4 separate regions of the Mus musculus genome follow, and regions 2, 3 and 4 are each linked to region 1. A link is a loop called in an ENCODE intact Hi-C map of the cell type or tissue named here. Cell type or tissue: left cerebral cortex. All regions are shown on one strand. Region 1 has its middle 53 kb from the start of Gm30600. Region 2 has its middle 22 kb from the start of Gm40913. Region 3 has its middle 42 kb from the start of Gm40913. Region 4 overlaps F13a1 (coagulation factor XIII, A1 subunit).

Evidence for each region. Hi-C counts contacts between places; a loop is a spot of excess contacts. Peaks named below come from ENCODE experiments on the same cell type or tissue, not always from the same donor. Only the 100,000 strongest peaks of a DNase experiment are listed, where the experiment ranks them.
Region 2: it touches region 1 in a loop (7-fold over the local background); 2 of 42 quality-filtered maps call a loop at or near these places.
Region 3: a loop joins it to region 1, with 7 times the contacts of the local background. A loop is called at or near these places in 2 of 42 quality-filtered maps.
Region 4: it touches region 1 in a loop (11-fold over the local background); 3 of 42 quality-filtered maps call a loop at or near these places.

Annotation. Positions count from the first base shown.
Region 1 is chr13:37,192,506-37,200,505 of GRCm38, forward strand. No RefSeq gene overlaps it. Among named protein-coding and RNA genes, the nearest start is that of Gm30600, 53 kb to the right of the region's middle. In left cerebral cortex, no CTCF peak of the experiment used is centred here; a DNase peak (open chromatin) is centred at 4,792.
Region 2 is chr13:37,307,761-37,315,760 of GRCm38, forward strand. No RefSeq gene overlaps it. Among named protein-coding and RNA genes, the nearest start is that of Gm40913, 22 kb to the right of the region's middle. RefSeq lists an enhancer at 3,206-6,050. In left cerebral cortex, a CTCF peak has its summit at 4,996 (motif pointing left); DNase peaks (open chromatin) are centred at 1,704, 2,101, 3,984, 4,659 and 2 more places; H3K4me3 peaks cover 495 bases; H3K27ac peaks cover 1,899 bases.
Region 3 is chr13:37,287,658-37,295,657 of GRCm38, forward strand. No RefSeq gene overlaps it. Among named protein-coding and RNA genes, the nearest start is that of Gm40913, 42 kb to the right of the region's middle. In left cerebral cortex, a CTCF peak has its summit at 3,068; a DNase peak (open chromatin) is centred at 3,212.
Region 4 is chr13:36,888,614-36,896,613 of GRCm38, forward strand. F13a1 (coagulation factor XIII, A1 subunit) reads right to left here. Exons shown (of 15, transcript NM_028784.3): 13 at 4,193-4,353. All of the region lies in intron 2 of Gm30489 (a long non-coding RNA gene), which reads left to right. Among named protein-coding and RNA genes, the nearest start is that of Gm30489, 69 kb to the left of the region's middle. In left cerebral cortex, no CTCF peak of the experiment used is centred here; DNase peaks (open chromatin) are centred at 2,379, 3,251, 3,803, 4,815 and 3 more places; H3K27ac peaks cover 2,079 bases.

The DNA.
Region 1 (8,000 bases):
GATATATGATAATAAGCTATCCGGGGCTTTATTAAATATTGACTAGATGCTATGTTACTGCTATTCTTTGACAAGTCAGTCAAGGTCGCTGCTCTTAGAGGAGAGGCCCTCAGTTCTTCATCCTTGAACACCTGAGAAGTATGATTTCTTTTTAATTTAATTCTTTTTTATTTTTTTTTACTTATTCACTTTATATCCCTCTCACTGCCCACCCCTGCTACCCTACACACAATCCTTCCTCTATTCTCCATCCTCCATCCCCCTCCTTTTCTCCTCTGAGCATGTGGGGGACCTACCCTGACAATTCAAGTGAGTTCAAGACAAATACACATACACGTGCTCACACATGTACACACACACACACACACAAGCACACATGTGCATGTGCACGCACACACATACACAGGCACACACATGCACAAGCACATGTACACTCACACACACACACATACACACACACATGCACACACACACACACACACACACACACATCTTTTAGTGCTCTCTTGATGCTTTTCTAGATCTCTACTTTAAACAAGCGTGGCACTTGAACTATCCGCTTTGCTTTAATTTTCATTTAATGGGGTTAGTTGGCACCATTTTTTACCCCACATGTAAATTTCAGCAGAGCACATTACCCTTCTAGTTATTTTTACATGATAAATTTTCACAGTCAGCTTAAAGCATAGAAAAGCGTCATAATCTAGAAGTGGTGCAGAATGCCATTTATCTAATGATCAATTGTGAATGTGATTGGAATTCTAGACTTCTCCCTTTTCCTTCTACTCAGATCTGTGGGGAGTAAGAAACCACCTGTAGGAATGTAGGAATGGGGAGCTGTCTGCTCCCTTACCTTTTTATCCTGCAGAGTAAGCGTCTGGGAAGGAACCAAAGAAAAGAGTAAGATGTTCTTTATTAATCTCTGTGTGTTTCTGTCTCTCTGTGTGTGTCTCTCTCTCTGTCTCCCTCTGTCTTTCCCTTTCTCCCTTCCTCTCTCTGTGTGTATCTGCATGTCTCCTTCTGAATCTGTCACTATCTCTCTCTGTCTCTCTGTCTCTCCCTACTTCCCTTTCTACTCTTTTTGTGTCTTCTTGTCTCCTCTGTCTCTGTCTTTGCCTCTCCTCTCTCCCCATTCATGAGTGTGTGTGTGTGTTCTTTAGAGAATCACACTTTCATTAACTATCAAACATATACCTATCTCCTTACTCCTTTCAGGATCCTTCCTTACCCTTTAAGCCTAGCCCTTTACCTCTGTCCTTTTTTGTGGGCTGAACTTGACCTGGACTGAAGTTGGCCCATCTTATTTTCCCATACCTGCCCCATGCAGAGCACCTTAAGTCTCCTCAGCCTCTGGAAGTATTCAGACCATTGTTGACCAGCAGCAGTGTCGTCTCTATACAGAACTACTGGGCTAGCCAATCTCTCACCTTTCAGGGTTTTCAGGTCATACTCTGTTGTGTGAAATGTCCTGGGAGAGATGAACAAACACCAATTCACCCTGGTTAGGATACTAACAATGGACAAAGAAACAATTCCATCTGAGTGACAAACTCGATGGCTAACCACTAAGTTCAGTGTGGTTACGGACAGGCCCTTGAGTGACTCAAAGTCAATGGCATTGCTGAAGCCTGTGCCCCTAGCATAGCTGTAACCATTTTGTTCCATTCCAACCAGCTATTTTATACCATTGCTGTAATATGCCTGTAGTCATTAACGAAAAAAAAGAAAAAAAGAAAAAAAAAACCTTTACTCAGAGCAGGGTCATGCTGACCACATACCCTGTTATGTTCTTAGTGTTATGAGGTTTAGTAATCTTATAAAATCCCACAACTATAAGCTTCATGTAGGACCCATCAAATTAAAGATCAGTATGAACTGTTATGTGTAAAATGGTGTGAGTCAGGATTGACTTCCACCACAGGCACATGAGCTCATGATGGGTTTTGAGGGTTTAGCCTTAATGAGCTGGCATAGAAAAACTGTTGGGGTTATAACCTCAGCCCCTGAATTCTGAGCTATAGCCATGGCCAGTCAGTCTTAGGGGGTGCATTCAATAAAACATCCCTGTCTAACTGAGATCAGTGTTTGTGTGGTTTGTGGGCCAAGTCTTGGACCCCAAGAGGTATCACTGAAAAGCCCACCCTGGCATGAGTGACTACATCCCAGGAGCACAGCTTTGTAGGCAGATCCACAGAAGTGATTCTCCTTCCCCAAAAACTTGAGGGAGGGGGTAATTTCTGAATCTCTTAACTTCCTGAGCTTCCTGAATCTTGTAAGTTTTCTGAATCTTACGTGTCTCCCCCTTCCACTTAAGGAAGGAACGTTTCAATTCTTAAAAAAATAGTAGACACAAACATTGGTCCAACTATTTCCCAAATTGTAGTGATAGCCTAAGAATTTATCAAAACTACCCACATAAATTTAAGTTAAAGGAGATATATGTAGTTTTAGAGGGAGAAATTAACATTCTCCAGTAGCCTTCTCTAAAATCTCCTTCAGTTCCTCCTTCCCTCTCCCACTTCCTTCCTTCTTTATTCATTTCCTTCCTTCCTCCTCTCATCCCTCCCTCTCTCCCTTTCCTTTCTCTTATTTTCTCTTCTTTCTCTCTCTCTTCCTTCTTCTTTTTTCTGTTCTTTATCTCTCTCTCATATATATGTATATATATATATATATATATATATATATATGTGTGTGTGTGTGTGTGTGTGTATATAAATAATTAATAAGCAGCAAAAAAAAAATCCCCAAATTTTAGAGATATCTTAAGAATGCCTCAAAACTACCTACATGGATTTAAGATAAAGGAGAAATACATTATTTCTGAGTGAGAAATTAACACTCTTCAGTAGCCTTCTCCAAAAAATCTCCCTAAGTTCCTGCTTGCCTCCTTTCCTTCTTTCTTTATTCTTTTCCTCCCTCTACCTCTCCCTCCCTCTCTCTTTCTCTGTCCCTTCCCCTTCTCCCTCCCTTCCTTTTGTTCTTCCTTTCTTTGTGCAGAGGACATCTTGCAAAGGTTGGTTCTCTTCTCCTAATATGGAAGTCCTGGGAATGGAACCTAGGTCATGGAGCTTGGCAGCAGGTGCCTTTACATGTTGAGTCATCTCACTAGCTCCCTAAGCTTCTGATAACTTTAAACTATTAGAGGAATAAACAAGCAACAACACTAATCATTTGTACAATGTAGGAGACACAAGAGTCACAGAGATTTTAAAAATTTTTATCTGCCGGGCATGGTGGTGCATGCCTTTAATCCTAGTACTCAGGAGACAGAGGCAGGCAGATTTCTGAGTTCGAGGCCAGCCTGGTCTACAGAGTGAGTTTCAGAACAGCCAGGGCTACACAGAGAAACCCTGTCTCAAAAAACCAAAAAAAAAATTTGTATGAGTGTTTTCTCTGCATATATGTCTGAATTATGAAGTTCAAAAGAAGGCATCAGATTCCCCTGGGACTGGAGTTAGGAACAGTTGTGAGCCACCATATTGGTGTTGGGAACTGAACAGCATCTTCTCACTCTTCTACAAGAGCAATAAGCGTCCTTAAATGCTGAGTCATCTTTTAGTCCTAGGTCATATGCATTTATAGCATCTCCTTTTTACATATACTCCACTCCCTTTGGAATCTCTTATCAGAGGGTTACAAATAATATTCTATTATTCAGTTAAACATGCAGATCAACTTTGAACACATCTGGAAAGTTCAGGGTTTGGGTGAGGGAAAATAATTTGTTGTTCTTACTTTCATGCTGTTTGGTTTTAAAAGTCGGTGAGTTTTGCTATAATAATTGCTTAATAAAACTTGCCCTAGAAAAAAAATTGTTACAATTCAATTTGTTTTTCCTCTTGGGAATGTTTGTATTTTTTTAATTTATTGCCCAAATAATGAGATATAAATATTTTAAAACTGATTTTCCTACAAAAGCCTTTCATAAAATCAAAGGTACAAAAGAGATAACGTTGAACAACTCCCTCAAGACCATGACTCACTACAATTTTTATGCAATTAAAGTGAGGAAGTAGCTGGCCATAGGCATTGAAATCTTTAACATTATCTTAAAAGTATGTCATAATTCATGTAAAGACTCTCAGGTCTTCCAACTGGGCAAAATTTCTCATGCTGCTATTAAAATCCTTGGACCAATATGTCAAAATTGTCATATATTTAATAAACAGTACCATTTTTATAGAGCAAAGGTATTTATTTTAATATTCCCTTACTGTACATGCAATGGAGCACAACAGATGTTCACAGTGTTTTTCACAGCATTATCTTATACCATCTTTGCCTTATGCCCCTCAGGTTGATTCCCTGGGGTAACCCATCAAGAAAAATCTAGGTGTCTAGTCTGACTGTTCCATGGCTTGTCCTATCAAAAATCTGCTCAGCCTAAATGCACATGGTGCATTCTAACTTAGTAAAGATAAATTCTTGCTCCCACTTCTAACTTTGGAAAGGGGACAATCATCCATCCTTTTTTACATAAGGAAGAGAAAAATATGAGTAGACTTGAGCACACATTTTAATAACACTTTAGAATAAGAACAAAATGGCACCCTTTCAACTGGAATCCTAAGAACTAATTTACTGAATATGGTAAGCCAAAGTGATGTCATGGACCATTACAGAAGCACGAGAAAGCAGAAAACTCCACTTTAGCTGCCCTCTTCAAAACTATAAAAAAAACCTCACTGCTTTTTTGGTACATACACCCCCACTCCAGTTATGACACCATCTTGGTTTGGTGCTAAATGTCTTCTCAAACCACACGGCTGTGGGTGAAGACACCAGATCTGCCTCCCTCTAGCTTCCTCCCCAACTTTTTGGGGATGACAACAGTAGACAGGGGTTGGTGAGATGGGTGTTAAAACTGAGCCAAGTCCTAAATTCACCCAGCTTAGAAAATGTATGTCAGACTTCCAGCTGGAGTGAAGCTTCAGTAACACAGCCTGGGAGGGGGAAGGAGACTCTAAGAGCAGAGTCGGCAAGGATGTAGTTCATCCTTGTTGAGACAGATACTTGTAAGTTCCACAGGAGGTGAGGAAGCCAAGTTCTAGAAGCAGAGTAGCAAAGTTGGACTATGTAGTGGGGGAGCTTCTCTAATTATTAGTGAACATTTGCATATTGGGTAAATCCTTCACAAAGCTCTATCTCCATAATCAGTGAATGGTTTCCTCAATGAGTGTTAGAATAATCTGGACTTTTTGATGACTGGGTTGGTACCCTTAAGCAAGATTACAGAAGTAAGGTCAAGCATGGTTCAGCACTCGAAAAGTGGAAATGGGTGGATTGGTAATATAAGGTCATTCTTCATTGTTAAATAAGTTCAAGGCCAATTTGGGATGTGTGAGATTCTAGAAGGAGCCTTTGAGATGAGGTTTCCAAAATTTCATTAGGATTCTTGTGGTCACTAGGGTTTAGGATCACAGGCAGAGGCAGGGAAATAGAAGGAAAGAAAGAGAGGGAAAGGGAGAAAGGAAGGGAAGGAGGAATTAAAGAAAGGGGGGGGGGGCAATCCAACAGAGGTCAATTTGGCTTGATCCTGTAGGTGAAGCTATCAAGATACTATGATCACATCTCAGATTTTAATAGGTGAGAAAGCTAAAGTTCTGATATTATTGTATCGGGTACCATCAAAGACTGCCCCAGGACATAGTTTGGAGGGGTGTGCTCCAGGCCCTTGAACTTTTCCAAACATGCAGAGAAAGCATGGATGAAGGTATCAGGGAGGGCCTATGGGTATTGCCAGGGAAGGAAAGGATCCAAAGTGTTACGGGCTTGGCAGCCACAGCATCTACTCTAGGAGAGCCACACGATATAACAGGTTCAGAGGATGCTTCAGGACAGGAAAGGAACTTTGTCCACAAAACACTAGAATTTGTGTTTATCTTTCTGGCAAGTTTCTGAGCTGCTCCTCTCAGCATGAGATGTAATTCCCCATCAGGGAAAATTTAGAGATATGTTCTGGCCATATGGCACTGTTCCTTTGTTATGGCTCTCTCTCTCTCTCTCTCTCTCTCTCTCTCTCTCTCTCTCTCTCTCTCTCTCGTGTGTGTGTGTGTGTGTTGCTTACTAATCTGCTTCCCTGGCTTGCTCAATCTGCCTTCTTATAGAATCCAGGACCACCAAACCAGAGATGGCACCACCCACCATGGGCTGATCCCTCCCCCATTGATCACTGATTGAGAAAATGCTAGATATCATGGAGGCGTCTCCTCAACTGAAGCTCCTTCTTTTCTGGTGACTCTACCTTGTGCCAAGTTCACATATAAACCAGCCAGTTCAATATCTAAACATAATGAAGCACAGGAAGAAAAGACAAAACAAAACAAAACTCCAACACCTATACTCACACATCTATCAAAATTAACTTGAGAAATCAATGGATAGAAACAACATTTTTAGCTTTATTAATTTTTTCATGGTACTCAGGATTTATTTTTTTAGTTTGGAAGTATCAAAATAAAAGGTGTTTTTATTCTAACCACAAAAATATAGTTAGAAAAGAAACAACAAGTTATTAAATGTCTACTCTAGAGAAATACAAAATAAATAAGACATGGATCTCGGCCTTGGATTCTTATACACTAAGGAAATTAAACACACACTCATGAAATAATTCAAGAGGATGAAAATGTGCAAGTGAAAAATAATTCTGGCAGTAATCCATAGAGGTAAACAAGTCCTGAGCAAAGCAAACAACCCACCTGGGAATGACAGAGCCCTAGTCTGATGCTGGAAACCCAATCAGAGGCTAGCCCCATGTCTCTAAGTGCCAGTCCCAAATTTAAGTAAGTTGACAGGTAGAACTGGAACATTTTTCCATTTTTAAAATCTGAATTTAGTTCTTTCCTCTGGTTATTTGCAAATTACTTTCAGTAAAGTTTATCTTTATGGGAACAGGGCCAAAGATGGAGGGGTGAGAGATGACAGAGTCACATAAGGAATCCCAGGAAATCTGACGGAGAAGACCAGCATCAGGGTACAGATCTAAGTTTATTGCCCAGCCCATAAACTTATGTACAGTGTTTGAGCCAATCCCAAGCCTCTAAATCCTTGGCTATTTGTACCTCACCACACTGTGCTCCAAAGAAAGTCCCACCTAATGAGGTAACTCACAAGGGGATGGGGAATCATCACTTGTGAGAATTTCCGTGAAAATGAGGAAAGCGGCCATTCCCTGGCCTCCATTCCTTTTAGATCTAATACCATGTACTGAAGATCAGGACTCTTTGAGGAGTAGCTGGAGGCTATATTGTCTCGTTATCCATCCTACTTTTTTCCTCAAAGCTGATTTCCACATCTCCCACATAGCTTAGATGCTGGAGAGTTCATTTAAATGATTTCTCTTTCCAAGTTTATAGAGGAACTGTGTAATTGTTACTTTGACTTTTATGTTAATCGGTTTTCTATTATTGAAATAAAATGCCAAGAATAACTGAGGATTTCTTATAATCTTTATACATTTTTAGATTCTGTGTCTGTATGTGTGTTTGTGTGTGTGAGAATGTGCAACGGCATGTGTATGGATGTCAGAAGATAACGAGTGAGAGTCATTTTTCTCCCACCATGTGGGTCCCAGGAACTCAGCTCATAAGGATCATAGGCCAAGATAAGCTCTTAAGCAGAAAATTATTTACTTGGCTCACAGTTTTTAGGGTCCCAGTTGCTAATCAGTCAACCCTGTTGCACGGGTGAGCCACCAAAAACTAGATGAAATAAGCGTATGGTGAAATAAAATTACTCACTTCATGATCAGCATGCAAAAAAAAAAGAGTGAGGAAGAAACTGTTCCCAAGTCCTCATCAAGGACACTGCCCCAACAACCCAACTTCTCTCCACTAGGCTCTGCTTCCTTAAGATTCCACCATCTCCTAATAGTGTCCTCTGGATGAAACTTTTAACATATCTGAGGAGCTCTTAGTAAACATTCAATATCCAAACTACAGCAACCTGGATTTGCACAACTTCTTATCCTAGAGACGTAATAGAAAATCAAGTAAAGA
Region 2 (8,000 bases), 120 kb after region 1:
TTTGTGAGGTGCCTGGGGCCCTTAGGCAGACACTTGTCATGATATCTCAGTCCACTGCTATTTGGTTACAAACACAATCACACTTCAGAAAGCTTTCTGTTCCTCTTCCTCCAGCATTTTCTTTTCACTACACCTTGCCTGCTACTGCCTTTGACCCCTCCCAGATCAGGGTAGGGAAGAGAACATTGGGGGAAAATGTCACCCAAACAACAAGACTATCTCTGTGCCAGAAATACAGCTGGACCCTCGTGGGCATTTTCTGCGTGCCTCACAGATACTTCTGGCAAGGCTTTGGTTGGATTTTTCTAACAGATGAGCCACAAAGAGGATTTTTTTTTTTAGAAGAGTAGTTTTAGGTTCACAGGAAATGTGAAAGGAAGGCATAGGTTAACGTTTAATTCAAGAAGCCAAGGATGTGGTTCCTGTTTGTGTATCAACATGTACTTTATCAACACGCCACCAGAGTAAAAGAACACCAGTGGGTTTACAGATTCTTAGTGTTGTGTGTTCTACAGACTTTGACTTGATTCAACACCTGGCACCACATCACAGAGTAACTGCAATGCCCAGAAAAATTCTCTGTGCTTTGCTTATTTACCACCACCACCCTTGTCTCTTTTAACCCTAAGTACCCTCTGTCCTTTTCTCTGTACCCATACTTTTGCCTTGTCCAGAGTTTTATATATTTAGAATCATGTCGTCTGTCTGGAGACCTTTCAGACGGGCTTCTTTGACTTGTTTAAGTTTTCTTTATGTCTTTGTATGACTTCTTAACTCAGTCCCTCTCACCACTGAGTAACGCCATTACCTTTACTTGCTACATTTTATCCATTCACTTCTTGATGAGCAACTTAACTGCTTCCACGCTTGAGCAGGCCAGAATAAACCTGCTGATAGCATCAATGGTCTGATGCTGGTTTATTGTATGAGCTTCAGCTTTTACCATCTTTGGGTCCAAACCTCCTGAAGAGTTTGTCTGTTGGGTGGTGAGAACATGCTTGGCTTTGTGAGAAGTTGCCAAACCATCTTCCAAAGGATGCAAGGCAGTGACGAGCCCTTGACTGAAATAACCTCATCCTCTAGGACGGGCAAGTTTCCTTGCAGAGTCACATGGAAGGATGGACTCCAGCATCTCTTCTACTTAGATCTTTCTGGCCAGTTTTTTAAATGCCTTGGTCCAGCTCTCCCTCACATTTGGGCCACATCAGTTTCGAGAGCTAGATCTTATGATTGGCCATGGAAGCACCACCCTTTTCCTGACAGGGCAGGAAACTACCCTCCTGTTTCACCTCACCAGCCAGAACCTCTGACCCTCTGGATTATTCGTCTGGTATTAATACAATGGGTTAAATATAATACCTTCTGTGGTATTAGAATACATCATCTTCCTCCAGGAAAGCTGGAGGATATATAACACTAGGAGATAGTTGTGAGTGTGCGTGTGCAGGTGCGGGTGTGTCCCAGCCAGAGTGGAGGCTCTTGCAGCCCACGTTGCATATCATATGAGAGCTACTATCCTGTGTTTGCTTACTCCTATGGACTGGTTTTCAGGACTCACCTGACAATGAGGGTTTCATAAGGCTCCTCCCCCTTAGCAGCCAGAACTATAAGCTCTGCCTTCCCAGAACTATAAGCACGCCAGCATCTTGGCTTAGCTTTTAAGCCTCTTGACAGCTGTGTTTATTTGGCTTCTTGGCATCTCACTCTTCACGTGCACAGCTTAAAGACTGAGAAATGGTTTGGAGAAAAAAAATGCATACTGACTCCATTTTCTTTGGTTCCCATCTCGATGTGTTTATGGTCCATCAAGTCCTGGCAACCTTGCATCCTGAACTCCAATTTTTTTGACGGAGACAAGCAAGGAACTGTCACTCTGTTTTGATTCTATACCCCAGAGGCCGTTGCATGGCTCAACAAATGCTCCCATGACACAAGAGGAGCTCTAAAGGACTCACTTGGCTGCATTGCCCTCCTATGCCATTCTGGTCCCTCTAGAGTCCCGCATCTTCGATTGCATCTTTGATGCTCTCAAGCTACTAGTTCATACTTTTTTAATTCAGCCGTTGGTTTTTTAGTACAAGGCTTTTTTCTGCTCTCCTCCTTCAGAGCCAGAAATGGAAGCCCTCCCTCTCTGTTTTTCCCCCAAGAAATAAAGCAGGTGGCACATTCTCTTATTTGATAAAAATGTCTTTCTGGTGGCTTTAAATGTGAAAGCTAATTTAACAAACAGCAAACATTCACGGTTCACAAATAACACCTTTTCTTAAAAAAAAAAAAAAAAAAAAAAAAAAAAAAAAAAAAAAACAAACCTGTAGCTTTGCTCTATCTTTAATTTGGCCACTTAATGTTTCAGAGGAAAACTCTAATGGAGGCTCAGTTTTTTGATCTTTGTAGCAGGTATAACAGGTGTTAAAATTAATTCAATTAAACCTAGGAGCAAAGCAATGAGAACGCATTTGATAAGCTACCAGTCTCTGCACAGGTTTTCAGAATAGAAGGTAGAGAGGAATTGCTCAGTCCTAGAACCGCAGCTACCACTGAGGAAGAGGTTGGTAAGGGTGTGAGTATGTGAGGGGGGGGGCGGGGGGGCGGGGTGACTCTGGGAGGGGGCGAGGAGGATGCTAGGAATGCTGGGCCCCACAACTTCCTTGTCACCAGCTGTTTCCGATTCAGCTCAGCGTTGGGAGGTGAGATGAGAAGCCTCTTCAGGCACCTTGAGATGTTTCCACCTTTTCCTTTCTTCAAGCAGAGTCACACCCAGCTCTGCCAGGTCCGGAACTCCACCTCTAACTCCACAGAGCTCAGCCCTGCCTAGAGCACTGCCTTTAGCCTCCTTCTCCGCCCTCCACCTTCCAGGTGCAGGCATTTCAGTCAGGAGCCACCATGCCCAGCTCTACTTAGAGATTAAGGGAATGTTCCTGCTATGGTCTCTTATTTATTAGCATTTATTGAATGACTGCGCTTACAAAAAATGGTCTCAATGAAACGAGGTCTGCACAGAAAAAATAAATAAGATAAGGAAAAAATAAGGACATATACAAAGATTGTGACTCTGGGTGAATTCTTTTGTTTATTTCACCAAAATTTAGAAATACCTGCATTACCTTTTTAAACAAACAAACAAACAAACAAAACTATTTCTAGAGACCATCTCCATACACAACAGTGTGCATGGTATGTAAGTGTGTATTTTTAACTTACATTTATGCAAAAACAATCCGTGTGACAAAAAAAAAAAAAAAAAACCTGGCACAGCCCTCCCCCACGCTCCCCCACCCTTTCCCACCCTCCCCATCCCCTCCCCCACTCAGGAACAAAAAGCCCCTCAGTGTTCTTATCTAATAGTGACTTCTCCTGATATATCTGTATCATATTTTCAAGAAAAGGCCGGTTTCTGACCTGTGATAGGCCTACCTATGTGTTGGGTAGATCCAGGTCCACACCTTGCACCTGTGTGCCTCTGGTCCCCTCGAGAGCGCAAAGTTAGACCCGCCCTCATTCTGCCCCTTCCTGTGCCCGGGTGTTGGAGTCCTTTCCTTTCAACTTATCCCTTCCCCATGTCTCTCCCTGAGCCCCGGTCTCACTCACAGCCCCACTAGCCCGGCCCTTGGCCCACATTAGACTCTTTCATCTCCATTTTGTGAGTTTATCCCCGCAGATCCCTGCAAACTCCTGGAGGTCAGAGCTGAGCACCTCTGTGTTCCTTTTTCCAGGCAGGTTGTCTACACATGCTATTAAACTAGACAGGCGCTCTTCCTCATCCCTCCTTTCCCACTCGCCCAATGCTCAGAAATCAAACAAAGCCAGAGGGACCAGGACACGCCCTGGAGGAGCAGGAGGGGACCTGGGACCAGCTTCTCCTGTCTATCAGTAATTAGAGCGGTGGGGGAGGGGCTGCCCTTGGCACAGACAGGTCCTTAAAGGCTGCTGCCCCAGAAACTGCCTTCAGATCGACAGCCAAGGGAATCGCGATGAAAAATTCATCAGCTTCTTACTTTCCGCGGCCCAGCTGCGCCTAGCAGATGACCTCGGCGGGGACAAGCCCGCTGTGAGACACCGTCTGGTCGCTTCGAGGGGGCCAGCCCAGGCCTGCCGGGGAGCACTGCACCGCTGGGCTTTGTGCGTGCGCCATGAGCACGCGCCTATGAGGCCTAGAAGTACCACCGAGGTTTGACTGCTGGGGACCAGAGACAGTCATCGGACCTTTTGGTGCAAGCTACTGGGAGCCAGAGTGTCACTCTCTAGCAGGCGCCTGCGGTCCATCTTGCCCATCATACACTGTCCTACACAAGGCGCGACCTACTAGTGGAAGCAATACCAATTGGGTGGGCACCTGGGATCGTGGAAGCCCTGTAAGCTATAAAACTTCTAACCCTGGAGACTGGTCATCCTAACTAGACCTTACTTTCATGCCACCACCTCCCACCTTTGCTGGCCCCAAGCTGCCTCCTGAAGTTCTGGATGGGGTAGGTTCTCTTGAGCTGGGGTGGCCTGGGAGGATGACAGAGATCCAGTTGGGGAAATGCTACTGAGTTGCAGGTTTCTGGAGGCCTCTCCAGCCCCTGCCATCTGGGCACTGCACAGACAGACGCTGCGTGGGTCCCTAGAGCTTGCCACCTCCGCGCCACACTGCCAGCCATGCCGCTGCGGCTGCAGAAAAGCCTCACGTCCGAGATTGCTGGACCGTGGGTGGGGGTAGGGAGCGCAAAGCGAGACTAGGCGCGGGAGGCGGGGGAGCGGGGGGCCACTCCTGGACTCTGAATTTTAAAGTTGTTTTCTTGCAATCACACTTTAATATGCACCGATGTCTGGTCTGCGGACCACGCAATGTAGTGAGATGCCATGTTGGCCTCTTTGGAATCCGCAGTAGGTTTTTTTGTGCTGTTCTGCTGGGGAATCAAATGTGGTGATTAGGGAAGTTTTATATTCAGGTCAGGCTTTCCCAGGACTAGAGAATGTACTACAACTTAGGCCAACATCGCCATCTGGTGGTATCATCGAGGGACTCGAGCAGGTGTGGGGAGACCAGAGGAATGATGTCATGGTCTGCAATTTTTTTCTTGAGGGGCGGGATGCTGGCTGGCTGCGGATCTAGTATTGCCTGATGCATTGTTTCTCGGATTTGGGGTTTTGCTGTTATTCACAGGTGAATCACCAAGTAAGCAAGGGTCCTTCCTAAAACTAATACCTTACATTTCACCCCATTGCAGAATTGAATTTAAACCTAAAAGACCCAATGGCTTTGACAGTCTTGAAGCAGGACTCCTTATGTGATCTTTCCTGGGTCCGTCTAAGTTGTTCACTTGACAGCCCCTCCCCGAGGTGTTTCTCCCTCCGGAATTCAACTGCAGAATCATCTGTGTGTTCAGAGCCCGCTTGCATTCTTCTGAGTTTCCATTCCTTCAAGACTAAGGAACAGGCTTCACACTGCCTATAAGCATAGGGTCCCATCTTCAGAGGCATCTCCCTGGCTCCCTTAGTCACTCCTCTGTTCTTTGCTTTACCAGATCTGGATAGAAAAGCCAGCTCCCTTGCTCCTCTGTACTTCTGTCCTCAGCATCCCTCAACACTTTGCCCCTCACCTTAGCTCTAGCCAACAACTGACAGCAAGCACCATTCTGCCTTGCCCCTCGTCCCACCCAAGGCTAAGAAGAAAGGGTGGCCTGAGGTCGCTGAGTGGGCTGGCTGCACATTGAAGGTTCAGGTGAGACCGCAGTGCCGCTTGATGGTGAGCCGGCGTTGATTCCTGCACTGCAGATCTTCTCAGTTTCTTCTCCTCTTTAGCTTTGTGTCTGTACAATACTTGGCTAGTTCAGAAGCAGATCCTCCCACTTTCCAGACACTCTTGCTCCTCAATGTTGCCTCTTCTACCTTAAAGTAGTTGTGTCACTGCCTGGCCTTTTATTCTCTCTTACTTCGGAGGAGGAAAAACAAGAAAACAAAAACACAAAACAAAACAAAACAAAAAAAACCTTTCATCTTTTGCAAACCCTGTGTATCTGCTTTTACCTGCAACACAAACTACTGCCTGCAAGTAAACAGGGGTGGGGAAGAAGAAGCCCCTAAGAAAATGTACAGAAAGAATGGCTACTAGCATTCTCAGAAGAATGGATAAAAATACTGAATGCATTTTATATATGTGTGTGTGTACAAGAATAAATATATATATGACTATATATGTGAATACATATTGTATACACAAGAAAGGGAATAGTAAGAAGACAGAAAGGGGATTTTTAAAAGTTTTAAATGCTAGTAACAATGAAAGATTGAAAAATGTAACATTTCACATAAGCTTCCCAGAAATTCCAATAAAAGGCAAAAAAAAAAAAAAAAGATTGACCAATTTTTATCCAAGAAAAGAGAAAAACAAGATGAGCTCCACAACTTGAGGGGATCGAGGCAAACTGATATCGATCAAATGGGATCCTTTGTCTTAAAAAGTCTTCCAGAAGGCTTGGCATGCCTGTGCATAAATCCTACTCTCAGCAAACCAAAAAAGAGGGTTAGCTCATTTAAGGCCAGCCTGGGCTCCAGAGCAAAACTCTCTCAACAATAAGTCTTTAATAATTCCAAAGGGACAACAGCAGAGCTTAAACCAAAGACAGGGCTCATGCGTTGAGCAAAGTTCCTTGGATAGTCTCATTTACAGCAGCTGGAGTTCACTATTCCATACAGGGGAAGTCTCCTTCATCAAATGGGGAAACATGTCTACTGAGTTAGCAACCAAGAAAACGGACGTTATTTCGAAGTGAAGGAGACTTAGCATGGGTCACTGAGTTGTTACAAGAAGAGAAAACAAATTGGGAAAAAGGTATTTCTAGAAATTGTAATCAAACACACACACCTCTGTAGCTGCCTTCAGGAGTCAATGCTTGTGGGAGGCCATTCCCTGTGCCTCTCCGCTGCTGTTCAGGAGCTCCAAGGGTCCATGATATCACTGAGCAGCAATTCCTGACACTTGCCTGGAAATGCCCTGCCAGAAACCTAATGGTGTATGTTTCCAAAGTTTAAAATCCTGTTAAGGCTGGAGAGATGGCTCAGTGGTTAAGAGAACTTGCTGTTCTCTCAGAGGACCTGGGTACCATTCCCGGCACCCACATGATGGCTCAGAAACATCTGGAACTCCACTTCTAGGGGAGCTGATGCCCTCCTAGGACCGCTGCTGACCCCAGGCAAGCACTTGATGAACACAGAGACATGCAGGCAAAACACTCATACACATAAAATACAATAAATAAGTCACCTTTTTTTATTTAAAAGGAGGTGTGATCTCTAAAAAACCAAAAACAAACAAAAACTGTGACTGCCTTTAACGGGAGTACCTAAAGAGAGTGATTGACAAAGTGCTCTGCGGAGTATAGTAGGCAGGCTTTCAGGCCTGATGATGAAAGAAGAATGTAGAAGAATGAGGCATGGGACCTTCTGAAGACTCTCTCCTAGAAGATACAAATGAAATGAATAAATATCCCAGAAGAATAGTTTCCAGGACGTAGGAATGAATTACTGATGGTGGTAAAGAAAGCTAGAGGAAGGTGATACAAATTTAAGACTAACTCAATAACAGACTCCAGAGAAAGCACAAAGTCATACAGTAAAGCAAACATAATCATAGTCCAATATCTGGCTTTGCTGTGAACCCTTCCTGTGGTCATAATTATATAAATGTTGAATATTAACTTAAGAAAATTCTGAGAAATTTTATTACCTTGACAGAGCAGTTGGGAGAATGAGCATAAGGATTGGTGGGATTTGAGATCTAACTCTGCATGTTCCACAATAGAAATTGAATACGTAGACTCAATCATTAAAGAGGAAGAAATTAAGAAATGGGAAGTAGCAATATGAGTAGTTATTCATATATCTGAAAGTATATCATTAAATAATTTTTCAAATATAGAGTGGAATCTGGAAATAGGGCAGAGAACACTATAATGTGGAGCTATAAATCACAGGGAGTTGTACACTTGTCTTAATGATATATATGCATCCTTGTCGGT
Region 3 (8,000 bases), 95 kb after region 1:
TACAGTCTCTCCTCCTCCTATTGTATGCACACACACATACCCCACATGTTAACATACACACACACACATACCCCACATGTTCACATACACACACACATACCCCACATGTTCACATACACTCAGATATGCACACGTGTGGAGACTCACAGGCCTCTTCCTCCCAGCTGTCTCCTGGCTCCCTGACCCAGCGTTCTCACTGCATGGGCACATTGCTGTATTAGATAGCCTCTGTCCTCAGGTGTGTCTTCTATCTGTAGTCTGGAAGAGTCTCACATCTCTTATACTTCCTGATATAAATTCTCATTTCAGATGATTTTAAGACCCTCTTTGAATATTGATCCAAACATGGAGCATCTTTAAACCTAGTCACAGCGGGGACTGTGGAATCAGACATGAATCATGTGTGTGTGAAGCACTTCAGACATTATAAAACATCTCCAGTATGTTGACACGTGTAATTTTTTAAACAGAGGTCCCCCATTTAGGGAGGAAAAGAGTTTAGGTGAGATAAGTTCAAAATCTAACACATAGAGGACAAAGTTGAGTGTGAAGTCTCCATGCCTTAGCTTAGAGGCTTCTCTGTCCTTTTCTTCTTCCAAGTAGGTAGCAAGGGGTAGGTCAGAAGTAAGTTTACCCAAGGCCAAAGGACCTGCTGTCCTTACGTCAAGCATAAAGTTGATTGCTCTAGAATAAAGGACCAGGATGTGAATTTTTCCACCAGGTTAGGGATACAAGGCAGGAGCTTCCACAAGATCCAGCCCTGTGAGCAAAGACTTCTGAGCCAACAGGTAGCCACAGAAAAAGAAGCTTCAGTTGAGGCATTTCCTCCAGATGTGTCAAGTTGACACAAAACTAGCCAGTACAGAGGGTGATCTGGGCACACCATAGACACTACCTGACACAAGCAACAAAGATTGAAATTAATGAGACAGTCTTCCCATTTGTAAAATGAGGCTACTTAACTACCCACCACTTCAGTGTTCTTATCTGTGAAACCTGTAATGTAGTATTAGCCATGTGCCATATAGCATTTGAGTTGATGATGGGCCCCCATAGACAGGATCCCATAAATCATAATGACAATGATGATTTGTTCCTTTAGCCTGGTGACATTACATGTTTCCTTACCTGGCTTCAGCACTGTTGGTATCAGCATACCTACCACTCTGGTGGCCAATCATAGAAAGAAAATGACTCCTAGTGACACATTGCTATCCCCACAGATCACTTCATCGATCAGCCCTAATCTGGAAGCTTCTTCTTGCAGCAGGTGGGAATTAACACAGAGACCAACCGGACAATGTGCAGAGAGAGACCTTGGAGAACTCATCTCTATATGGGATGCCTTTATCAAAGTCTTCACTCAAGGCTCAGGAGACTATTCAGATGAGGAGACAGAAGGAGTGTAAAAGCCAGAGGTGTCTGATGACTCACTCTAAGGGAAAGAGCATCCTCCAGACACAATAGGGCTGATAAACATGAACTCACAGAGACTGTGGCAGCATGCGTGCACAAGACTTGCAAAGGTCCAAACCAGACCACACACCACCACTGAGAAGAAGTGAAGACAAAACCCCTCCCCTAACCAAAAAGCTGTTTGTAATTGATACCTGCTGGGAGAGGAAAAGTCAGTTATCTTCAAAGAACCACACTCCAGGGCAGATCCCATGCCCAGAAGAAGGTGACCAACACAAAACAGACTCTGTGGGCTTTTAAGGTGATGTGTGTTTAGTTCCAGAATCTTTTGTTTGTTTGTTTGTTTGATTGATTGATTGATTGATTGATTGATTGGTTGGTTGTTTTTTGTTTGTTTGTTTTTCTGTTTTGAGAGAGAGAGGCAGAGGCAGAGGAGAGAGAAAGAGAGAGAGAGAGAGAGAGAGAGAGAGAGAGAGAGAGAACATATAGAGAGGTGGGGAGATCCAGGAGAAATTGGGGAAGGGAGATAATATGATCAAAAATGTTGTATGTAAAAATTGTTTAATAAAAGCAGCATAGTGACACATGAAATAACAGAAAGCATGTAGTATTTGATCATGATAACAACCAATTAATTATGTGGCTGGCTTGCTGTTTATGCATTTATCTGTATTTATTGGGTTGTTTATGCAATTGATAATAGCGTGTTTTTCTTGGTCATGTGGAGAATACCCCTACTTATTTAAAGAGTGTTGATTGTGAAAGTGCACCCTGGGACGCTGGCAACAGCTCCCCCAGTCTTGTCTTTGCTGTGTCTCTGTCGCTTTAAGTGGCCATATTCCCTGACTGACCTCCAGCATCTAGGCTTGTGTAAGAGATCCACAGGGTTTTCACACAGGAAGTCACCTGAATTTGATGGTACATCTCTCAGGACCTGTTTTAATTGTTAGTCAAAAAGTGACTGCAATGCTTGTATCCACATCAGACAACTCAGAGAGGGCATTTTTTTAAAGACCAGAAATATCAGCTCCTTAATACATATACAAATAAGACAGCAAGTACCTTTGGCTGGGCCTGTGGCTCTGGCTGAACAAACTGGTTCACCAGATGAAGATTTCTGTAAGGCAAGAGGGACTTGGGTAATCTGTGAGGACTTTAAAAGCACCTTCAATAGCGCTAAAGCATTTTGTTGGATAAATTTCATAAGGATCCACATGGCAGCTCCTACCCATTATAACTTCAGTCCTATGGGGATTTGAGACTCTCTTCTGGCCTCCCTGGGCACCAAGACCTCAAGTGCTGTGCAGAGTTACATGCAGGCAAAACACCCATACCCCTAAAATAAAATGGGGGGGGGGATTTTAGAGGAATCTCAAGAACTCAATTTTGTAATTTCCCTAAACTTCAGCATCTGACACATGCCTTTTAAAGCATCATCAAACTCCATCAAAACCAGTGATTTTTACATTCTTAAATATTGGTGGATGTCTTGTAAGATGCAATCATAACAGAATCTGTTAAGCATTGTTGTTGTTGGGTTTTTTTTTCAACCTTGAGTCTGTAGTGGGCTCTGCCCTATTCATCTCTCAGACACAATTACTGGCGAGCTTTTAATGCAGCCCACAGCTGCTTACAGGCACCAACCTGCTATTCTACTAGCTGCCTGCTGAGCTGAACTAGGAGCCAGAAGGGAGTCATTTTGATGGCATTTGAGTAGCACAAAATGTGAGTTTTCTCTTGAGAGGGCTTTTGAGAATTAGAGGGAGTTAGTCATAGTTTCCAGTGTGAGTATTTTAACAGTTGTGAAATTATGAAGGGCTGACTCAACAATTCCAGTGTTGCAATATGTCACTTCACTGTCTTGTTACTTAAAATTACATGCTTCAGGAGACGATGACTTTTAAAAGAACCCAACCAAGTCTGGAAAGAAAAGTGAGATATGCAGACAAAGCAAGGGGAAAATTATAAGATTGCCAAACACTTAGGAAGCTACTTAACAATCCCGAGCTCATCTAATATGTTTCTTTTTCTTAAATAGCATGTTTCTCTTCTCTGTGAATTATATAGTAGAAGCACACTTATTAAACAGTGATTCCTTTTCAGTATACAAAACCAATCCAAACTGGATTGAATATGTTACTAAATTTCTAAATCAGTCACCTCCTCAGTATCCTTTTGGGTAGGTTTAAAAAAAAAAGATGAATAGATTATCATCAGACAAAGATGATTAAGCCTATTCAAGAGGACTCTTAGGCTGTTGCTCAGCCTCTTCATTAGATAACTCCTCATTAACTACCCTAAATGAGCTACAAATAGCTATCAGGTCCTGTCCTTTATATTTGAAAATTAGACCCTTAGTAAGCAGATGACTCTTGAGGTATTTTCTAAGGATTTGAAGTTTTTCAAGCATGCCGCTATATTTCCCCATTCAAAATCATATACTCATAACACAGCTAGCCAGGGTTAAGAGGAAGCAAAAAAGAATCCAAAAGAGATGGTTCTAATGAGCTTGGTTTCTTTAACACGGTGTGATAATTAGGTAGTCCAGCCAGAGCAAAGGCCACACTGGGAAAACTTGAGATTATAAATAGCTCCACGAAATGTTAAATGCAAATCTAGAGGAGGCATTATCCTTTCAGGAAGCATTATCCTTTCAAGAACTGAACAAACTACAGAGTAGGACATGTCCTTGCATGAACAGTCAGGAGCTATAAAGAAGGGGGACTGGGGCTGAAGGGACAACTTAGCCTTCAGAGCACTCACTGCTCTTGAACAGTTCAAGAACAATGCACCCATGTCAGACTTCTGCTCACAACCACCTGGGCATCTAGCCCTAGAAGATCTAACTCTTTATGCTGGTGGCCACTGGCACTCAAATGCACATGTGCACACATAGACATATCATGATCTATGGAAACCTACTATTGTGTGAGCTTCAAAAACATGTACACAAACACATACACATATACATGTATAAAATAAGTGGAATTACCCTATACCTAGGGACAAAACATCTTCCAGATGCCATAAGTTATCAAAAAAAAAAAAAAAAAAAAAAACAAGAAAACAGCGTCCAGTGTAAATTGTGTCTCTTCATGTTGGTAATAAATCTCATAGACACCCCCTCACCAAAACCAAAATAACCTATGCCATCAGTCTTTGTTACCCTCCTAAACTTGATGGTAAGATCCTGTTGCTGAAAATACTTGAGCCATAGAACACGGAGAAATCAACTGATACTGCCCTGAATACTTCATCCCTACTGGCTAGCAGTCATGGAATCAGAGGCATTGTCCATATTACTGTGGGAGAAAAGTAACGGTTTACTCAGCTGTGACTCCTGTAAGCTACAGCAATGACCAGCCTGGCAGCCACTAAAACACAATAGTGTAATAGTGGCATGAATGTCTCTGGAGTAGCAAACCATTTTCTGATTGTATTTGAGGTCTACCCCACAAGATGGAACTCATGCCTACTGCAGTTAACTGAGCCAAAAACCTAGGGCTTAGTGTATCATAAGCTCTAGGGAAGAACCTATTACAAATATTCTAATAAATGGACATAGTATAAATTGTCCCCAAACATTTATCTTTATACCCATTGATTCGTGTGGCTCTCCACCATCATCAGAGAAGCTACTTTTGCAGGAGATGATGTTGAATACAGAGACTCACACCTGGTGGTCAAAGTGCAAAGAATAAGAGATTGTGGAGTTATCAGCCCTAAATAGGAAACCTATAGCACGTTCTGTTTCCCAGTTCTCAAGGATTATCATGGAAGAGGGGGGCAGAAAAAAACTGAGATCCAGAGGTAGCAGTAGATCACTACAGAGAAATAGTAGCCAAATTCCAGCATGGAAGGCAGAGGGACTTATTAGAGCTAACTCCTAATTGAGGAGCTATTGGCAACTGTGGCTGGTGTGGGTACGAGAATCGGTTTTCTTCATCTGTGGCACCTGTCATGTGACCTGTGTTCCACTGGATGACTCCTCACCTGGGCACACGCAGGCACCGATGAGAAGACTCAGTAGGGTTAGGAAAAAAAAGAGTAGATGAAATTGGGAATTTCTTCTGGGTACAACTTGCATGGGTCTTGTTCATATAGTCACAGTTGATATTAGTATATGTGTGCAGCAGTCCGGTTATATCTGAGAAGCATGGCTTCGCTACAGTCATCTATTAGCTCGTGTTCTTAAGATCTTCCTGCTCCCTTTTCCATGATGATAGCTCAGCCTTGACAGGAGGAGATAGATATGACATAGATGCTCCATTTAGGACTAAGCTTTCCACAGTTAATCCTCTGCACTTTGACCAACGTGATTCTCTATAGTAATCACCCTCTCCTGCAAGCAAGAAGCATCGATAATGAGAGCTGCGTGCTGTGCTGCTTTATGGGTATAAAGATAAGTACTTAGGAGGCAGCTTAGTACTCTGTCCATTTAGCAGAATAATAGAGTTGGTTCTTTCCTAGGGCTTATGGGCTATCAGGTCATGAGTTCTTGGCTCAGTTAAAAGTAACAGACATGAGTTCCATTTCATGGAATAGAACTTAAACTGAATTTTTAAAAAGTTGTTGCTTGCAGCCCCATAGGAGGAACAATATGAACCAACCAATGCCCTACAGAGCTCCCAGGGACTAAACCACCAACCAAAGCGTGCACATGGAGGAACCCATGGCTCCAGCTGCATATGTAGCAGATGATGGCCTTGTTGGACATCAATGGGAAGGGAGGTCCTTGGTCCTCAGAAGGCTCGATGCCTCAGTGTAGGGGACAGGAAAGCAGAAGTGGGTGAGTTGGTGAGCAGGGGAAGAGGGAATGGAATGGAGGTTTTTGGAGGGGAAACAAGGAAAGGGGATAACATTTGAACTGTAAATAGAGAAAATATCTTATAAAAAAAAAGTTGTTGGTAACTCTGATAATATTCGTGTCACTATTGCACAAATGGGCAGTTCCCAAATCACTTGGTATTGAAGCACACAGTGTTCACAGCTGGATAAGGCTATTGATTCTTTTCCTCCCTAGTAGTGGGCATAGTACCTCCTACTATGAATAATGCCAGCCGGGAAGGAAGAAGTTTCCAGATTGGTACCAACTGACTCTCTCCATGTTCTGTGACTCAAATATGTGGGCCTCACCATCAAGTTCTGGAGAGTAACTATGATCAATGGCAATAACCTATAGTATTTGGGGGATATGTCAGATCCCACTGACCAACAATTCAAGAAGAGGTAACCCACACCTGACATTGGGTTGGTTGTTTTGTTTTGTTTTGTTTTGTTTTGTTTTTTGATAGCCTAGGTCTTCTGGGAGAGGTATTATCCCCCCATTATATGGTAATTAATTTTAAACTATATAGAGAGTTTAGAAAGCTTGTACAAGTAGCAGGTTTCCATATGGCTTCTTCAGAGTTCTTTAATGCTAGATCGATGGAAGCCCAGAAACAAGCCAAATAATGTTCGAGAACATGTTAGATGACAGAGATGGCAGTTCAAATGAAAGAGAAAAGGGTAGAAATTTTTCCATAACTATATCTTTGGAAACCTTCACCAGATGAAAGAAAATGTCTACTTTGTGGCACAAATATCAACTGATTTAAAAATCCAGACAAGACAAATTAAAATTATAAAATCAATGTAATTCTTAAATGTAGCATTTAGTTATGTGGAAAGAACTTTTAAATAACACTCCAGAGACTTGAAGTGAAAGAAGACTGATAGCAACAAAGTTGAGGATTTTTGTATAATTCGAAGAACCAGAATGAAGTTGCTACATTAAGTAACAGAATAATCTAAGAGCTGTGCAACATCCAAAATGAATCAAGAGTTAATAGTAATGTTATATAAGGAATAATCCCCGTAAATTAATAAGAGAAAATATAGGAAACTTGACTTTTAAGTTTCCAATGAGTAGGAACACCAAATTCAGAGGAGGAGACACCAACATGTAGGTAAAAAAAAAAAAAAACAACTCGGTTACTTCCTTTGATATTCATAGACATAACTTTTAAACAACTTTGTTACCATTTGGTTGGCAAAACAATTGAACATTGGTAATACCAAGTATTGATGATAATGTTGGCTAATAAGAACTTCTTACAGTGCTCATAGTAGAAAATATTTGTAGTTTAAATGTCTTTGATCCTTCATCCTGTACCACTTTCATTAAAACAAAAACAAAAAAAAAAAATACTATACATCCTGCCTCTACTGGACTTGACTGTATAAGTCAGTTGAGTCTTATGATAGACTTCATATGTACTGCCCTGTTCCTGGACTTTAACCTCGAGCATGTCTTGGACAAATCGTGTGTTAACAGTAGAGGTAGAGCAACGGCTTGAAATGTAGTCACATGGTCAGGCTTGAGCCTTCATGCCTCTGCATTTGCCATGAGAAGAATATTCCCCATTTATGTAACCTGAGTTCAAGGAAGATGACAGTTGTGGGGAGCAGAACTGGCCCAATCTGAGCCTGACTGGCAGTCACACCTTGCTGAATTTCCAGTTACCCTATACATGTATGTATGACTGATAATAAACTATTGCTTGAAGTCATTTTGTTCATGACAGTTGGTTTCATAGTGTCAT
Region 4 (8,000 bases), 300 kb before region 1:
AAATATTTTGATAGCACAGAAAAAGAGATGTATGCTCATTAAAGTTTAACGAGTGTCTCCCCCTGCCATTTCCCATATGAGGATCACGCACCATGACTCATGAAGGGTGGGTGCTGGGCATAGTTAAATAGGGACAAATTTAACTCAAACCCAGTCTCTATCGCCATGGGGATGAATGAAACTCAAGATGTGCCCATTATGATGTAAGAACCTGGCTACTGACCCATGTAGTTTGGTGGATGTAGCTTAGGTTCAGATAGATAGATCTAGTATCATTCCAGGATGTCTAGATTTGCATTAAAAAGGAAGATGGGGGGGTGGCAGGGGGTTGGAGAACATCTGGATTCTAGCTTTCAGGCAGCTACATTGCTGGGATCAAACCTAGGAGTCTTAGAAGGCAATGTTTTGGGGCCAAGACTTTGTATAACTGTTGGGAGGCAGAGTTTTCACCAAAGTCTTTTTCATGGAGCCAATGACAAAGCTTCATCCAAAACATTCTAGACTCAACTCTAAATGTCTCTACATGCTCTGCTGAGCCTATCTTTAGTCTTCCTTGGCTCCCAACCTCTACCCTAAACAAAGCCACTTCTGTGATCTACCCTACCCTCCAAGCAATTCCCCATGGTCTCTCTGGTACCTACATGTATCTCTCTCCATCTCTGATGGTGGAATGATAACCATTCATTGATGACAGCCTATTCCCTTGGTCTAAATTCTTGATAATTCATCAGAGCTGTGATCTCCCAACTTTGCAACCCGCAAACCTTCCTGTCTATGCTGCCTATAAAAGTCCCAGTGTGAAGAACAATGTGGCCCAAAGGTCACATCACACCAAGAGAGATCTGGGAGAGGGGTTTCTGTCCTTCCTTGATCAGGTATGTCCATGAGATAGTCATCCAGAATCATGTACCAACTGTTCACTGTGACATAGTTATCACACATCCTTGGCCCAGTCAACACAAGGATGCCATGATGAAAGAATTGCCATTGCCATTCTCACTTCAGTGGAAAAACAGACTCTGGGAGGCTCAGTGACTTGGTAGGGTTACATGGGTGTCCTGTGGAGAAAACAGCTTTAAATTCCCTTGGTTGCAGGGCTCATGGTTTGGTCACTGTTGTATAAGGCACTAACTTCTCTGGGTTTCTGTCCAGTGAAGGTTACAGTAATACCTATCTCTCAGATAAGATGATACAAGGGCATTACTAAAATTCCAGTGTTTAATATCTCTCAGCTGCTGCCACTACTGTCAGCATGCTGGCTTCCGCCTCCTCCTCCTCCTCCTCCTCCTCCTCCTCCTCCTCCTCCTCCTCCTCTTGCCTGCAGAATGAAGCTGGAAGGATCTGTCCTCCTAACTACCTCTTTCACATTTACCCTGTGCCTGGTTTATCCATGCACAGCATCTGTAAGAGACTCAGTCTTCTGTGAGCCCATCCATGCTTCAGAGGGATGGACAAAGTATTCTAGCATTTTCCTAACACTTGATGAGGTGACATGTTGCAGGTAATTTTGGACCACGTGTTTGGAACCCTTGTGGGCTTTGTACTTTTAGTGTGTTTGGAGTTCCTGCTTTATGCCATTTATCTTACTTAATTCTCTGAAGTGCTCTCCCACATTGCAGTCCAACAGAGTATTTTCTTACCATCTTTCCAGTACCCCCAACAGCAAGCCCCTTCCTTCCCTTCCTGAGCCCTCCCCATCACTCCCAGTGCATAACTGGCTTCTGAAGGATACAGCTCTGTTTTACTATGTCTCCAGTGTCACAGGTGCCTAGTGCCATTCCCACAGTTTCTGAAATCCGGATCTGTCACAGCTGGGTGATATCTGAGTGGCATTAGGGTGAGCAGTCCCTTTCCCTGGCACATCTCATTGCCTGTTTGGATTTACTTTAACCTTGAAATTAGTGGGGTTAATGGTTAGGGCTTGTGTGATAGTGTCTCATCTATAGTTTTTCCAGTCTTAGCCCTGGACAGTATAGATCTTCTTTCTCAGAAAATGGCCTTGACTCTGAATGTCCAACAGAACCAGAACCCCTGCTTCTGTCATGGAAATTAACTCAAACTGAACCCAATCAACCCTGGTTCCAGTCCTGCCCTGGTCTACTAGCATGCAGAATGAGACCTCTGTAATTCTGCCATGGGGAGTTCAGTTGCTCTCAAAGAATCTTAAAAGATAGAAAAAAAATCCAACCTTTCTAATTAATAATACCCCAAAAGATCAAAAGTATCAGTTTCTTCTCTACACACATTTTATTATCAGTGGTGCAATTAAATTCTATTTTGTGCTGTGGTCTGAACACTTCACAGCTTGGAAAAGCTTCTCCTGAGATCTTGGCAGGGACAAGCCATTGCTTCATAATGAGGTGAACATGAGAACTGTCTCTGGTGGGAAAGGCAGAGATCTGAGCATGGGCACAGGCTCTGCTTACATCCCCCTCAGAGCAGCAAAAGATGCCTTTGCTATGTGGCTAAGGGACATCTTCAAGATCTCTGACTATGGAGAGCCAGTGTGCCTCCTGCTGCTGTGGTCCTTGTGCCCCCAGCTAATGAATTCATGCTCTCAGGGCAAGATGGCACTCCTGGAGTAACCCAAGTGCCCTGTTTTCCTGTTTAGCATTTGTTTCTGACTCTACCTACAGAATTCTGATTCTCCCTCAGCCTCATTTGCATTCTGCCTCTTCAGGCCTGTTGTGCAGACAGTACCAATCACAACAGGTCTATGGTAAGTGACTGCATTTCAAGAACAGAAGAGAGAGAGAATGACATAAACCTCCCTAGAGGTAGAGGGTCTGACATTCTGTTCTTCAATAGGCCCTATACATATTCAGCTTTGCGTGAGCCTCATTGTGGGGTGCTCCATGTACCATCTATACACAACCAGATTTTGAGAAGAAGTGGATGAGGCAATTCTCATTCTGCTTCTGTAACTGGACTGCTGGGGTTAGAGACCTAGCTCTCCATCTTGATGATGATGCGATCTTGCACGAGTTTTACAGCCCTTCTGCACTTCAGTTTTCTCACATATAAAGTAGAAACATTTGTACTGCTTACCTGTAGGTTTTATTGAGTGTTGAAAGCTCAGTTATATATGTGATACTTTGATAGCAGCTGCCAGGGTCCAGTATATAAGCAAGCAGAGCAGCCATATTGAATGCCACACAATAGCCATTAGCTTAAAAAGTGGTTCATAAGAAACAAAGCTCATCTCTCACTCCTGCCCAGTGTCCCATCTCTGGGGCCACTTAGATTACTTGGTTACTTTAGGATACTTCATGTTAGGAGGATTTATACTGATCACTCAGTCTTTTCAGAGACAAATGCTCTCCAGACACCAGGGAAGTTATTTAAGGCCACATCCAGGTGGCATATAATACCACTCTCCAAGGTGACCACTAGATGCTTGGCTTCCAGTGCTTGGAAGGGGTCTTGGTAAGGCTGTCTACTGATGCCACCAGAAGCTAGCCTACGCTGCTGAGAAGCAGGTAACCCACTCCCCTGGCTTTCCTTTACCAGTCCCCATGAGCAACTTGAGAAGAAATACCCTGTACTACCTGGACAACCAACTCTGTGCTCTCTGTACAACTAAAGCCATGATCCAAGTGGGAAAAAACAAGCCATGGTGACAGAAGCCAGAAAAATGTGTCATCTTGGTATGTGGGGTAGACTGTGAACAGGATAAAGGCAGGAAGGAGCTCTCTGAAGACCTGGGGATCCTCTATATTTTCATCTAGCTGGTGCTTATAACGGCATATGTATATTCAGCTACTGCTCCCCAGCTCTACACTTCAGCTTGCACATCCTACTGCATACAGTCACACCTCAGTGAATGACATTACTGCCCCAGATGCAGAAGGGACAGTGTAGGTAGTTTGTAAGCCTGACCCACTTTATTCTGAAGACACAGAGAGTTCTGAGTCTCTGTCTCCATCACACATCTTTATCTTCCTCCACAAGTGTGTTTATACCACAGGTTATATTTATATCTGCAGTCACATCTATATATTTAAATAAGGAGAGGAGTGTTATATGCATGCGACTATATATAGAATATTTTACTTCTTTCAAAGAACAGGAAGATCCTAGCTCCATTATGTCTTTTGGACACCCCCTCCTCCCCCCACACATGCACACACAATCTGGCTACTGACTAAGCACTTTGCCCTCCTTTTTTGTCTGAGATGAGATGTTCACTGACCTTGATGGTGATCTTGGGGATAGTCAGTATTATGGACTTTTGTTTGGCCAGGACATCCCTGGACTCGTTGATGCGTGCCGTGACGAAGAAGTGCAAGAAGCCCTGTTCTAGAAGGTGGCTCATGTACTCGCCCGCTCTGACCAGCACCTCCTTTTTCTTGGCTGAAGGGAGGAAAAACCAACAAGGCGGACATCAAGACCTGGACGAGATGGCATATGGCTCACTTGCCCTCTCCCATCCTCCCCTCATTAGCACACAAGTCACCAGGAAAAACAGCAAAAGACAGATACAAGGAGTCAATCAGGGACAAGCTCTCCTGTCTCATGGGTGAAGAAAGAATACACTGGAAATGTAATAGTCAGTGGGGTCTTACTACAGAAAAGAGTTGTCAAACTTTCGAAGCATTGTGTTTGCTGCTGTAAAATGGAAAGGGTAAACAGAGATATTAAAGGTGAATCCTAGGAGCTTCAACCTTGCAGGCTCTGACCTGAGCCAAGGCAATCCCAAGATGGCAGAAAATGAGCATAGAGTGCCCTCGCTCCTCTTTGTGACTGGAGAGACCTCTGTGTGGAAACCTTACTGCTAGCTTTCAGGGTAGAGAATAAGCCCTGCAGAATGGCATGGAGGATGGGAAGTAGTCTCATTCCTCTTTCAATCTCCATGGGGGCTGAGGATGCAGAGTTGTATCTGTAGCCTGGGTCCATTTGCTCACTCTGTGACTCCATTTCCCATAGCCCAGGATTCTAGAGCCCAAAGGACAGTTCTGTAGGCTGAGCCCAGGTATGTATGTCCTTAGAGACAGTGCATTTTGTCCCTTGATGTTTCCAGGGATAATAATAAACAGTGGTCTTCTGGTTTTTCTTAGGGGAATGTGTTTGGCTACTAGGTTTCTTTAGGGCAGCAAGACTTGTGCATCTTCTTTGTACCCATCTTTGCAGGGGTTCTTATCACCACTTATAGTCTCAGCCCCAGGGCTCCCTTCTTCTTGGAGGCAGACCATTCTCTCAATCACAGCACTGAAGAAATGGGACTGTGCACCAGAGCCCCAGAGAACACTGCTCCTGAAATAGTCCATTATATAAGTGCCATGTTGTGCCACCGCACAAGAAATTGTTCTAGATAAAGTTTATTAAACGCGGCAAGAGAAGGAGGAATAGATTTTCACTGTATGAGTGGTGGAGATGGGAGGTTGCCAACATCATTTATGGTGTCTGGGGAAAGCCAAGGGAGACACAGGCTGGAGCTGCCTCATCTCTTCCAAAAAGCAAAGGCAACTAAATATAGCCAAGTGACAATGATAACACCTTTGAAGGTACTGGTTGGTTTAAGTTATTCAAATCTCCCAAGCTGACTCTAGCCTACACATTCCCTTTAATCACCAATCTGAAGTCTGCTCACATTCTCCTTAGAAAACTTTACTTGCAGTAGAGGCACTGCAGGATGCTTGCTTAGGGTCAGACATGTGTGATTTTGCAAAAGACTAGGATTGACTTCAGATTGCAACATGCGTTTTATTGCATGCAATTGATGCCACCTACCTACATTAATTAGTAAATTTGCAAAAGAAGAATGAGGTTCTAATTCCCTTGAAGTGATCTGGGACAAGCCCTGAGTGGTCTGACTGATGGAGCTGTATTAAAATCAACTTGGGCTTAGGTTTGGTCCCTACATGAATTGACTCAATTGAGAAATACATTACATCATTTTAATCCATTAACTCATATAGAGTTATCCCCTCATTTTTAATATTTGCAGGGGAAAGGTTTATTTTGGATACAATCCGTCATGATGCGGAAGGCCCAGGAGCAAGCGTGAGGCTGTCATGTCTGGTTGTGTTGCTTCTACAGCCAGGGAATGGCTTGAGTCCATCCTTTAGTTGGGCTAAGGAGACAAGGAAGATTGAAAGGGTGCATGTGAGGTTGGAAAAGGACTGTGCTCTATTTCTGGTGTAGAGAGATGTGATGAATTATAGTTCCACTCAGGGCCCCAGTTCACACCCATTGGTTCAATGTCCTTGCCCATGGGAGGATCTAGGTTCTGTTACCTTCATGTCTTTAACCATATAAACCCAGTCTGAGTTTCCCACCCTGTTGGAAGGTAACAGGAATTCCAAGGCATTTCACACCTCTCACTCATGGAGTTTCATCCACCCCTTCCTCTCATGTGCACAGGCCAATCAGGTGGACTCGATCTTCAGGACTTGTTCTTAGCACTGTCAACACGACCACTACATTTCAGCTGGATGATGATTACAGCATCCTAACTGGCCTCTGAGCTCCATTCCTGCTTCTGTGAGCTTCTCATCACAGCAGCCAGTGTGATCCTCCTTATTTTTTAATTTAGAAAGTTATCATTGTGTGGGTACAATCGTATGAGTGGAGATCAGCAGATAAGTTACAGGAGTTTGTTCTCTTCCTCTACCATGTGGAGGATGGAACTCAGGTGGCCAGACTTGGTGGCAGGAAATAAAGCCCAAGTTTGTATGAGGGGTGATATTTATTATATGAGTTAAGCCCATCACTTTTCATTGCCTGCTTTTGTTCCTGTTTGAATCTGGTTTTGTTATTGTATGTGAATGACAGAGGCTTGGAAATTTATAAAGAAAATAGATTTAGTTGATTTAGTTTAATATTAGTGGTTGGAGCATCCAAACAGCATGGTGCTGACATAACAGGAAGGGAACTGGCCATGTGCCCAAGGGGCCCTATTTGCAAAACAGCCCTACTTTATAATAAGCTGCTTTCCCAGGAATTGACTCACTCCACAGACCAGTACCAACCCTTCCAAGGTCAATTAGGATCACATATCCTAGTTATCATCCACAAGGTGCTGCCTCTTAAAAACTCCACCTTCTCCTATCATCAGTTTTCACACTGAGGACCACACCAAGTCAAACAAGAATGGTTCTTCATCCTTTGTGTCTCATTGAGCACATTAGATATCCTATGATACCAATGGGATTCTTCTGGCTCAGATAACCTCTGTCAGGTCTCTCTGTTCCACACCACCCAATTACAGAGATAATTTTTTCATTTTGTGGTTGCAATGCCTGCAAGGCAAACATGTCTCTCCTTCTTAGTCTGTTTTGTATTTTCCTATTACACATATAATCAAATGATGCACTTGCTAGCTTGCTTGGTTCTTTATTGCCTGCTTCCTCTATAAGACCAGAAACTCTGCAAAGATGTACACTCCCCTGTGTCCAGCATATTTTAGAACCTGGATGCTCCAGTTTGCTTTCTGTTGCTGTGTTAAAATACCATGGACAAAAATAATGTAGGGAGGAAAGGGAAATTTGGCCAAAGTGGAGAGAAGACGGGGATGGAGTTCAAGGTAGGATCCCAGAGGCAGGAATAGAGGAAACAGAGACCAAAGAGAAGTGCTGCTTACTGGCTTCCTTCCTCTGCTTGTGAGCCAACTTTCTTATACAATACAGGACTATCACCATGGGCTGGGCCCCCCTCTATCAAATAGCTAACAAGAAAACGTCCCACAGACATTCGTGCAGGCCAAACTGATGTAAACAATTCCTTTGACAAGGTTTCCTCTTTCCAAGTATGCCAATCAAGATTAACCACAATACAGGTCTGGCTGGGAATGGGCTAACAATTCTGTAGTGTGGGTGATATTGCTCTCATATACAAATGAGATCACACAGGCAACCTGCCCAGGGACACACATCTAGAGGTGATACAGTCATGTCTCATATTTAGGGTTATCTAATTTCCAGAATCAATGTGCTTGTCTGTTCCGAGGAAGCATGGAAGCTGTTTCCCCTTCAGTCCTTCATGTGGAATACTCTTTTTTT